2 separate regions of the Mus musculus genome follow, and region 1 is linked to region 2. The links are chromatin contacts, found by Hi-C or POLR2A ChIA-PET in ENCODE. All regions are on one chromosome and are shown on one strand. The core of a region is the stretch at or near the end of the contact, and the rest is flanking DNA. Distances in the headings are between cores, read along the strand shown.

Region 1 (5,372 bases), core at 1,192-3,691, 48 kb after region 2:
CACTAATTCATTGTCAATAGTGGATACATATTAATCATTTAAAAGATATTAGACATTTCATTAAACTCATCAAGATCACATATACACAAGTCTTGTCTCCGTGGTTTTCTAACAACATCATCCTTCTCAGGGGAGGTCTGGACATGTCTTGAGACCCTTTTGAATGTGATCAGGGGAGGTCTGGACATGTCTTGAGACCCATTTTAGTGTGATCATTTGGGGGAAGGTGCTATTGAGAGGTCAGAAATGCCCTTTAATAGCTACAGGGCTCAGGAAGATGCACACAATGGAGAATAATTAAGTCCTGGAGCTGAGGTGGCTCCATGGTCAAAGGCTCTTCCAGAGGACCTGAGTGAGTTCCAGTCTCAGTGCCATGGCAGGCTGCTCCTACCTGCCTGTGACTCGAGCTCCAGGTGACCCAGCAGCCTCTTTCTACTTTAGTGGACTCATGCAGAAGCCTACACACATACCCATAGTTAAAACTAAAATTATTATCTCCTATTATAATTACTCCCTTCTGCCTGGCATTATCAGGACCTGGATATTGTTGGGATTCAGGAGTCACCCCACAAACCACATGAACACCAACCTCAGTCAAACAGGGATGGTTTATTAAACAACACACCGTAGGACTGACTGACACAGCTCAGACTTTGGGAACTATGACCCCAAACATTTCTCAGGGCCAGCTTATAAAGGCTAAAACAACTAAAACCACAATGAGCTCATATGCCAATGTTGGAAGTCACATAACAGTTCTTTAATTTGATAGGTCCTACTGGTGAAGCTTATAGTTGTGGAATTTCTTAAGATTAACAAACGTCATAACCTCGGAACATAACAAGGTATGTGGTCAGCATGACCCTGCTTTGAGTCAAGTTATTTTTCTGTGTTAATGACTGGTACCCATATTACTGCAACAATATGAAATAGCTGGCAGGCATGGAACAAAATGTCTACAGCTATGTTACGGCAGGAGACCTCAACAGACATAACTTACAGGAAAGGACTAGAGAGGGATGTGAGAAAAACCATCTTCTAATTCACTCCATTTTCCATGTTCACAGCAAGGCACACACTTACACACCATCCAGCTAGAATTAACCCTGAACTGCTTGAAAATGTTAAAAATCTAACCTCTGGACAGGTTGAGATCCACAGAAATAAACAGAAGTATAGAGACCTGCCTTATCAAAAAAAGACGACCTCAAACAGGCCACACTAGACTCTGAGATAGTTGACACTGGTTGCAACTCTCTCTCCGTTTCTGCATAACTTCAGCATGCTTAAAGTTTCAAAAAGAAAAGCTTTGTTGTGCATACTAGTCATGCTCACAGTTCTTCGGGCACACACATGCCAACCAAACTTTTGGATAGCAAAGGGGAGATTGGCAGACTTACAGTCCAGAAAGCAGGAGAAAAAGCAACCGTGGTTTTCAGAAGAGATTATTCAAACTAAGGTGTACACATTCAAATTATTTCTCAAGCTTTTTCAGGAAAAGACAAACGAGGTGGAGTTATACTTACAAGTTTCCAGCAGCTTCAGTCCAGTAGCCAGCCCTTAATGCCTGCTGTCATCCGGATCCCAGGCACTATTTTGAAGTTCCTGGTCTCTCGATCTGGAGTAGGGCACAAAAGAAAAAAAAAAAAAAGATGTTAAGAACTTGAGAAGTGGAGACGGGTCAGACTTGTGTTCCCGACACTACTGTGCTACCAATGCCCACCCTGGAGGGTGGCGTTATCCGTCCCCCCCCCCCCCAATCCGGATGAGTTCCAGCGTCTTCAGCCTCGGTGTCTAGAAATGCAGTCGCCCCATCTCCAAACCGGATCCAATCCCCAGGGGTTAGTTAGTGACCCTGTACTGACGAGAGCGCCCTGGGAAGCCGGTTCCTGGGGGAAGCTCGAGTAGCCCCTCCGTTATACTCTCGGACCTACATCTTTCGGGTCTCCCCGGACCAAGGTACCTCAAGACAGTGCGTGTAAAGGCCAAAGGGGTAGTCCTTGTCCCCACAGACAGGCCCTGCGACCCCGCGGCCGCGGTCACACACAGTCGCCCATCCTTACCGAATTCAACCTCCGCGCGGGCTCCCGGCACGAGGCTGCCAGCCTATGAGGAGCTTGCTTACGCCCCCTTACCTCACGCCGCAGCCTCGCGAGACCTTGACTCCTGACCCGCCCTCTGTCTTGGGCCCAGAAACCGGAAGTCCCGCCCTCCGGTAGCTCCGGTTCCGGCTCAATCCGGCTCTGGCTCGCTCCGGCTCCGGCTCCGGCTTTCGACCGCAGCTCTACAGGGAGACCGCTGAGGAGACCCTGAGAACAGCCACAAGTGACTTGCCCAGGCCTTTGATCTCGAACAGCGGCATGCGATCACCCTTGCGCCTAAGACCACAGGCCGATTTTCGCGCTCCGCCCATGTCACCAGCCCGCCTCCATCCGTCGCTTAGACCACGCCTTTTCCTCCGGGCTGTACCACTAGCTCCTTCTTATGGGTGATGCCGTTACCATGGTGCCGAAGCCTGGCTGGGTCACGTCACGTCACGTCCCCTCTTTCGTTAGACTTTCTTATTGGCCTATCAGAGCTTGGCTTGAGAGCAAGCTATGAGCCCGCCTCTCAAAGAGACCTCTTTTCCCCTGCAAGCATATTTTACTGCTTTAAGTCTAAGACACCTCAGAGGTTCCCTAATCACCTACCGTGGCCTTCACCTTGGCCGCCCCTCTCTCGCCAGATCGAGTGTCTCTCTTGAAAAAGGATACCCCAAAGTCCCTCTTGAAAACAGTCCAAATTCTAGATGCTAAATAAATAAATAAATAAAAAGTAAAGTAATGACACTTTTATTTTTTCGTGTTTCTGCCAGTGGTAATTTATGAGCAGAAACCGATGGGAAACAAAACTGCTTGCCCAGTGGTGGGGTTCAGTGGTGGAACTGAAACCTCGCAATTCCTTTTCGTGCCTTTTTTTTTTTTTTTTTTTTTTTTTTGGTTTTTCGAGACAGGGTCTCTCTGTGTAGCCCTGGCTATCCTGGAACTCACTTTGTAGACCAGGCTGGGCCTCGAACTCAGAAATCTGCCTGCCTCTGCCTCCCAAGTGCTGGGATTAAAGGTGTGCGCCACCATGCCCGGCTTTTTCGTGCCCTTTTAATGAGACCTGGGGAGCCAACCCAGTGTTTCTTCCAGCCTCTCACTCAGCAGGCTTTAAATTTTAGACAGGTACGTGGAGGAAGCACACTGCCCTTCTAGTTCTTATGACTTTTTCTAGGCACCAGCTCTCCCTCATACTATGAAGCTCTCTAGACTGCACCACACTTTCATCTCTGCTTTGAAGCCCTCCACCCCTACCCCATACTCCGACATTACTCTTATAATTTGGCTCCCACAGAGACAATGCTAACCCAAAAAACTCTGAATGGGCACACAGGGAGGAAAAAAACCGTTCCATTCGCTCTTTGTTCCTACATTCAAAATCTGTGACTATATTCTGAAAGTACAAGAAGCCTGAAAGAATCTTGAAGTTCTTTGCTTCAAGGACAAGATAAATAAATAAAAAAAGATGTGATAAGAGACTGGATAGGTGGAACCAGTGCTTGGTAAGAGCTGGTGTGTTGATCCAATCGGCAGGAGTAGCTGGGAGCATGAAACCACTGGCCATTTCCATAGTAGTTACTACAGCCCTCACACAATCAAATTCTCAACAAATATTCACTGACAATATCGCCTTTTCATTTGTGTGGAGGGTTACAAGTTTCCCCTCCATCACACAAAGATTAGTTCCATGTGTCAGCAGTCACGATTTTGTGATCACTTTAAAATATGAGTTTCCCTCTCCTCCACTTTCCACCCTTGTGTGGCTTGAAGACAGTGTGTGTATGCACAGGGTAACAATCCTGACCTTAGACGAGCACAGAGTAAAGAACAGGTTTTTGGTGTGTGTGTGTGTGTGTGTGTGTGTTTTGAGACAGGGTTTCTCTGTGTAGCCAGGCTTCAAATTCAGCTATTCACCTGCCTCTGCAGTCCAAGTGCTAGAACTACAGGTGTCTGCCCCCACCTCCAGTTTTTTTTTTATAACTCTAAATATTTTTTTTAAGATTTATGTTACGGGTGGTTGTGAGCCACCATGTGGTTGCTGGGATTTGAACTTCGGACCTTTGGAAGAGCAGTCATGTGCTCTTACCCCCTGAGCCATCTCACCAGCCCCTCACCTCCAGTTTTAAAGAATAGGTTTTAACAAAGCATTTTTATTAAGTTCACCCTGGCCCTGAGACCCCTCATTTATTTCTCAAAATGCCATCCATGTTTTTTGTTTGTTGGTTTGTTAGTTTCTGCCTCACCCTATAAACATGACTGTTTTGAATTTGATAGCATTATTTATCCTTCATCTTTCAGAAATGACTCGAAGCAGCCTACTAAAATGTACACAACATTCTACAAGAGAAGTATTTTAAAGATTTGGACATGGGGATAAATGAGGCGAATAAATAGGCATCCAATTGCAAATCATCAGATTCAAAACAGTACTTGAAGGTGGGAAGTAGATGCGGCTCTACGTTTCTAAAAGGGCTACAGAACAGAAGAAATGAAACTTATTTTAAGGTTTTAGAGTATTCATAAAAGCCGATCAAGATATGGGTTTCATAAAGCATACTTCCAAACACTTGTCCTGAGGGAAACTTGTGATTCCTTGCTGGGGACAAAGAGCTAATCAGACTCCCTGACAGGCAAACAGGTAAGAGTTTGGGGCTATGACTAGGCAATAGATGGTGAGTTTCCAAGATGGCTGGCTTCTTCCTCATCCTCCTGACCAGAGACTAATGACAGGCAGTTTAAAACAAAGGCCCAAGGTGGATCTCTCAGTTCGAGGCCAACCTGGTCTACAAAGTGAGCTCCAGAACAGCCAAGACTACACAGATAGACCCTGTCTGAAAAAAAAAAAAAGCCTGTTGGGCGTTTTTTCTCTTACTAGTAGGGACCCCCTTCCTGTCCAACAAGTCCAAGGCCAAAACGGAACCTGTTTCCCCCAGACATGTGGAGCTCTCAGCCTCCCTTCCCTTTGTTCAAACTGATCAACCTTAAACTGGGGGCAAGACCCATCTCAAAAGACCTTTAAAATGCCCAGCCCTCATTGAGGGCTGGACTTTACCTTCTTGGCTCTCCCCCTCTACTTTGTAGAGGGTCTTTTTCTCTGTGTCCTTTGTGCTCTGTATGTGTGTGTGTGTGTGTGTGTGTGTGTGTGTGTGTATGTGTTTCCTCACCCCAACTAAAAGTCTTTTCTTTACTGCTGATTTTGTCTGCTACTGTCTGCTGTGTCTGAGATTTCTCCCAATGTTACCTGATGCCCTGGAGATTTTCCCTGCCTTTTCACTTCTTAACTGGCTGAGA
Region 2 (5,527 bases), core at 1,751-4,250:
ATGGCATTGTTAACCAGAAGACTTCTGGTTTCTAGGGGCCGTCCTGTGAATTGTGGAGTGTTTATCTGTATCTATACTATCTAGGCTTCAGTAGAAACTACTAGCACCTACACCAGAGTTAGAAAAACAAAAATATCTCTATACATTGCCAGATGGTGGAAAAAGTTGTTCCAAGTTGAGAACAGTACTCTCAGGGAAATGGGGGCAAAAATGGGGATTTTTTTTGTCCTAAAGAAGAGCAAATCTGATATATATATACACGGGGTGGGGGGAGGGAGTCACTTACTGTTACCTAGTAAAAGTTGCTTGCTGGGCGTGGTGGCGCACACCTTTAATCCCAGCACTCGGGAGGCAGAGGCAGGCGGATTTCTGAGTTCGAGGCCAGTCTGGTATACAGTGTGAGCTCCAGGACAGTCAGGGCTACACACAGAAACCCTGTCTCGAAAAACAAAACAAAACAAAACAAAAAACAAAAAACAAAAGTTGCCTTGGAGCTGGGTATGTTACACATCTATAATCCCAGAACTTGGGAAGCTGAGGCAGGAGGATCATGGTGAGTTTGTGGTCAGTCTGGGCTGCATAGCAAATGACAGGCCAATCAGAGTTAAAACAAACCAAAAAAAAAAATCAAACAAACAATAGTCACACACTGGTCAAGGGTGCTAGGAGTGTAGCTCAGTGGTAGACTGCTATTTTGACATTAGAAGGAAGGCAGTAGGGCCTACCCTCGATGAACAAATAGAAGGAGGCATCAAGAGTGTCCAGTTGGCAGAATAAGAATTAATCCTTGAACAGAGAAACAGAACCTGGCATGAGAAACAAGGAAACATGGCGGTCTTACCATCTATTGCACTCAATTGGAGACATCAAGGGGAGAGCCAAGAGGAAAGCTCCAGGGTAGTTGGCAACCTGGTTCTGGTGCCCAGGAGCCATTACAAAGCTAGACACACACACAAAACTCCAAGAGGTACAGGTGTACCAAGGCAGGCTGGCAGAAAGGGACAATTAAGGGTGCACCTGCCCACAAGGGAATGATGAGTCCAGAAAGAACTGAAAACCGTTGGTCGGGTGTGAACAGAGTTCGAAGAAAATCGAAATAAGTAGAAACTCATCTTAATTACCACTAGGCTACACTACCTATAACAATACTTGAATTTGTTTTAATGTTCAAGTCTAGGGTCAATCCCTTCTGTTAAACTGAAAGTAAATTTCTTGAGAGTTGGTTATTTATAACTTACTTACTGAACTCATACTGTCCAATCTGTTAAACAGTAAATAAAGTTGAACTATCAAACATACCACATCTTAGTGATCTACCACCACTTATTACTGTGTTTCCCGAAAAATGCACCCATGCTCCCATTTGCTCAGAGAGCTGTATCAATGTGCCACGGGGAAGCTAAGCTTTCCACACATATGTTCCCTTTGCCAGCGCTGATTCTTCACGTAGCCCCTTGGATTTTATTGACAGGTCTGATGCTTTGCTAACTTAGAAATGTGTGCAAGGAGAAAGAAGTGTGAAAAGCTACTAAAGAATCATTGATGAATTGGGAATTTACTGTGATAGGTTGTGTGAACTCTGCCTGATTAAACTTTCTCTGTGCAAAACAGACAGCAGAAAGAAAATGTACTCTGAATAAAGGTTACAATCACATGGAAAGAAACTGTGTGTTTCTCATCAGATTGACTCCTGATTTCAAAAGGAAGCAGGCCTTTTGCAACTCCTCAAATCTGAATTAGAGATTATCTTGCCAAATCTTGATGGAGAAAGCTCAGCTTCCTCCTCTCACCCACTTCTTCCCTGGGAGCATGACTCCCATCTGAGAGTGGTACCCTTACTCCTTGGCCTTTCAAGGCCTTCCAGCCTAATTTTAAAGGTTGTGAATTAAGGATGAAACTCCTAAGAATAAGAAAGGTTTTCTGCATCCAACATACCTGTGAACATCAGCTACTCAGGGCAATGTGCGGGGACTGCTCAGGGATCCATGGCAGTTTCTCTCACAAGAAAAAAAAATGGAGCTTACTTCTGTTCTGTTCCTAATCTAGCTAGGTCTTTAAACAGCAGCATGTAAAGATACCAGATTACCAACAAAGGAGACCAGGAAGTGGAAGGCAAAGTGGTTTTTCAATGGCTGAGAAGGCACAAGTTGTCCGGAACCAAGGTGTGCCCATTAGTGCCCAATGTTTCTCAAACATAAAAAGGGAGGGCACTGAAATTAATATCAAAAGGTTGCCAACCAGCCCCGGGGTCAGAAATACTTAACAAAGAATGTCGCACGCAAACTAGAACAGCCACCAACCATTCTATATTTTGGAGGTACCTCTCCTCTAGGTCTAGGGCGGGGCACAAAAAAAGTTAAGGCCAAAGTGAAAACGTTTCTGATTTCTGCAAACAGTGCTGTGACAGTGCTCCACAGCCTGGGGATGGCTGTGAGCCTGTCCCCAGCTCCAGGCTAAGTGGGGGTGGGGATGAAGAAGAAACACCAGAGGGAGAGTCTTAACTGTGCCTCAGTTTCTACGCAGTCTCAGAACTGGTAGCTTTTACCCATGTCTCCAGCTGTTTTTTTGTTTTATTTTGTTTTTTTTTAAACAGGCTGAACTTTTTTTTTAACTTAGATTCAACCAACTCAGGCAACATGCCCTCACAAGGGACTGCTCCTCCCATGCGCCCCCACCCCCACCCCCCAATTCTCTCAAGTGAAAAAAAATGTGAAGGATTCTGGGGACTCTGAATAGTAGAGAAAGGGGGCTAGGGCAGAGAGGACCAAGCCTAGTCAGGCCCGCTGGAACTGAGGCAAGACTGGCAGAACCAACAGCTGTCACTGCCGGATCTGTGGGGTGGAGGGTTCGGAGAAGAGTTGCGGTCCTCTCTGGATCTTTCCAACCTCCCTGAGGTTCCCACTCCGCTCGGCTGCCCATCCTTACCTGGACGTTTTTCTCCGTTTCTCCAACAGCACTTAACAAGTGCCACTGGCAAGTTAGCTTCCCAGGACCAGCTACTGGCTACTGTCCATCAAGGCCTCGCCCCTTGGCGCCCGTGCCACGCCTCCCAGAAGCCACGCCCCCAGCTCTTCAAGCACTGCTAGAGCCATTGGGACCGCCCTAATCCCGCCCCATTTAGACCTGGCGTGCCTCTGCTCTCTGGCCTAACAGACCACTTCTAACTTAAGCCACGCCCCTCAGCCCGAGCCACGCCTCTGAGTTCCTTCAGAACGGGATGGGGGGGGGGGGGAGGAGGAGAACCTCCTAACCCGGTCAACCCTGCTCCCTTCTCTGCTTGCCACAGGCAACGTTTCTGGGATAAAAGTAACAATTCTTGGATAAAATCTGACTGCTGGCCTAAAAGCCTGGTCTAAAAAGTGTCTTTCCTTAAGTTTCATCCATCTCAGAATATCATGATTTTGACAAGCTAGGGCCAGGTGACCCCCAGCGAAAGAAATGCTGGATACATTTTTTCCCATTACCATTCAGCTCAATTTACCCAAGTTTCTAAACATCCTTTGAACTTGAACTGTGGGTTCATGGTCCTTCCAGCCAGTTTGTAAATCCTTCTAAAACTGGACTGGGGCTGGAGAGATGGCTCAGTGGATAAGAACACTGACTATTCTTCCAGAGGACCTGGATTTAACTCCCAGCAACCACATGGCAGCTCATACCTGTCTAACTAGCTCCAATTCAAGGCCTTCTGACACCCTCATATAGACATACATGCAGACAAAACACCAATCAACATAAAAAAATAAAAATAAAATACAAAAAGGTAATTAAAAGAAAAGCAGGACTGTGACATTGTGTTCTAGCCCGCCGGCCTTATCTGACTTTAAATGCAAGGCAGAGGCAGAGGCAGAGGCAGAGGCAGAGGCAGAGGCAGAGGCAGAGGCAGAGGCAGAGGCAGAGGCAGAGGCAGAGGCAGAGGCAGAGGCAGAGGCAGAGGCAGAGGCAGAGGCAGAGGCAGAGGCAGAGGCAGAGGCAGAGGCAGAGGCAGAGGCAGAGGCAGAGGCATCAAACAGTCTCCAGTCTTTCCTGTAGTCTCTTACAGATGATTTTTCTTAGGTGACCAGCACCATCTTGCTATATTGAGACTGATTGTTTTGACACTAAACTAACTGAAACTCTGGTTGTGACTCAGTGCTCTGAGAGTATATATTCAGTTATCCTTCCTCCTTCAAGTCTCCCCACCCCAAAAAATGTGGAGAAGTTACAACCAGCTTGCTGCCCTTGTACTTAAGTCCCTGACTCATTCATTCAAATCACATTTACGGTGTAGATACTCCTCTGGCAAACAAGACAAACCTCAAGGTGCTGATGGTTGGATGTTGCCCCAACTCAGGTTGGGATGTGACAACCCCTCCCCCCCAAAAAAGTCAAAAGGGAAGATGTAGCAAGGAGTTGGTAGGTGAAGAGCATTTAATAGTCACAGTTCCTTCTCCTCCTCGATGCCATGAACATGCACTTCTTTCCTTAAAATATTTTTTTTCAGATTAAAAAATTTTTTGTGTGCTTGAGTGTTTTGTAAATATATATATATATATGTATATATATATATATATATGTAAATACACACACACACACACACACCCCATATGTATGCCTGGTACCCATGGAGGTCAGAAGACAGTGTTGGAGCCCCTAGAACTGGAAGTATGGATGGTTATGAGCTGCCATGTGGGTGCTGGAACCAAACCCTGGTTTTCTGCAAGACCAGAGAGTGACCTTAACCTCTGAGCCATCTCTCCAGCCACTGAAAATACATTTCTTTAAAAAAGCTTTCAGGTATCTCGAACAAGAGACAAACTAGTTTATCTTAAAACAAAACAAAACAAAACAAAAAACATCACATCTATAGCCTACTGCTAATGATAATTAGTTTTTAAAGCAACTTTGGCTACAAATAGAGCAATACATAACAAAACTGAACATCTATCACTTTCTGTTCACAGTACAAGCATGTATGCATCTCAAATCACACTTTAGTTGGGCAGTGGTGGCGCACACCTTTAATCCCAGCACTTGGGAAGCAGAGGCAGGTGAATTTCTGAGTTCGAGGCCAGCCTGGTCTAAAGAGTGAGTTCCAGGACAGCCAGGGCTACACAGAAAAACCCTATCTTGAAAAAGAAAAAAATTCAAATCATATTTTAGTGCATATACAGTAACATGCATTGAATTTCTCACTTCACTGGTCTTCTCTATCCCATTAGGAAGAATGTTACTGGGTAGCAAACACAGAAAGACACCTTATAGTACTTAGTACATTTAGTTCATACAACAAATCCCTCATAAATCTTTAGTGAGTACCTACTTTTTCACATGTACACAAAGACACAATTTCTGTCCTCATGGCTATATGATTTGCTGGCGGGCTGTACTTCTTCACATCCCAATAGTAAAAACACTATGATCGCACATCAGTTCTTTCTTGCTTCCTCTTCTTCTATTACACTTCTGGCTTGAAGATGGCAAGAATAGTCAAAATGTCCTCAAAAGAACATAGAAAAAAGAACACATTACAACAGAACTTTGGATTAAC

What was found. Hi-C counts contacts between places; a loop is a spot of excess contacts on that map. ChIA-PET counts read pairs that join two places held with the same protein, here RNA polymerase II (POLR2A).
Region 1: POLR2A ChIA-PET joins it to region 2 with 22 read pairs in embryonic stem cell. The contact joins the promoter of Siah1b here to the promoter of Car5b in region 2. A Hi-C loop is called at or near these places in 1 of 37 maps with a recorded cell type or tissue (gastrocnemius). POLR2A ChIA-PET finds 5 or more read pairs at or near these places in 3 of 5 experiments (Patski and embryonic stem cell).

What each region holds. Positions count from the first base shown.
Region 1 is chrX:164,074,052-164,079,423 of GRCm38, forward strand. Siah1b (siah E3 ubiquitin protein ligase 1B) reads right to left here and starts at 2,442. Exons shown (of 4, transcript NM_001308385.1): 1 at 2,136-2,442; 2 at 1,527-1,618.
Region 2 is chrX:164,025,010-164,030,536 of GRCm38, forward strand. Car5b (carbonic anhydrase 5b, mitochondrial) reads right to left here and starts at 3,001. Exons shown (of 8, transcript NM_181315.4): 1 at 2,926-3,001.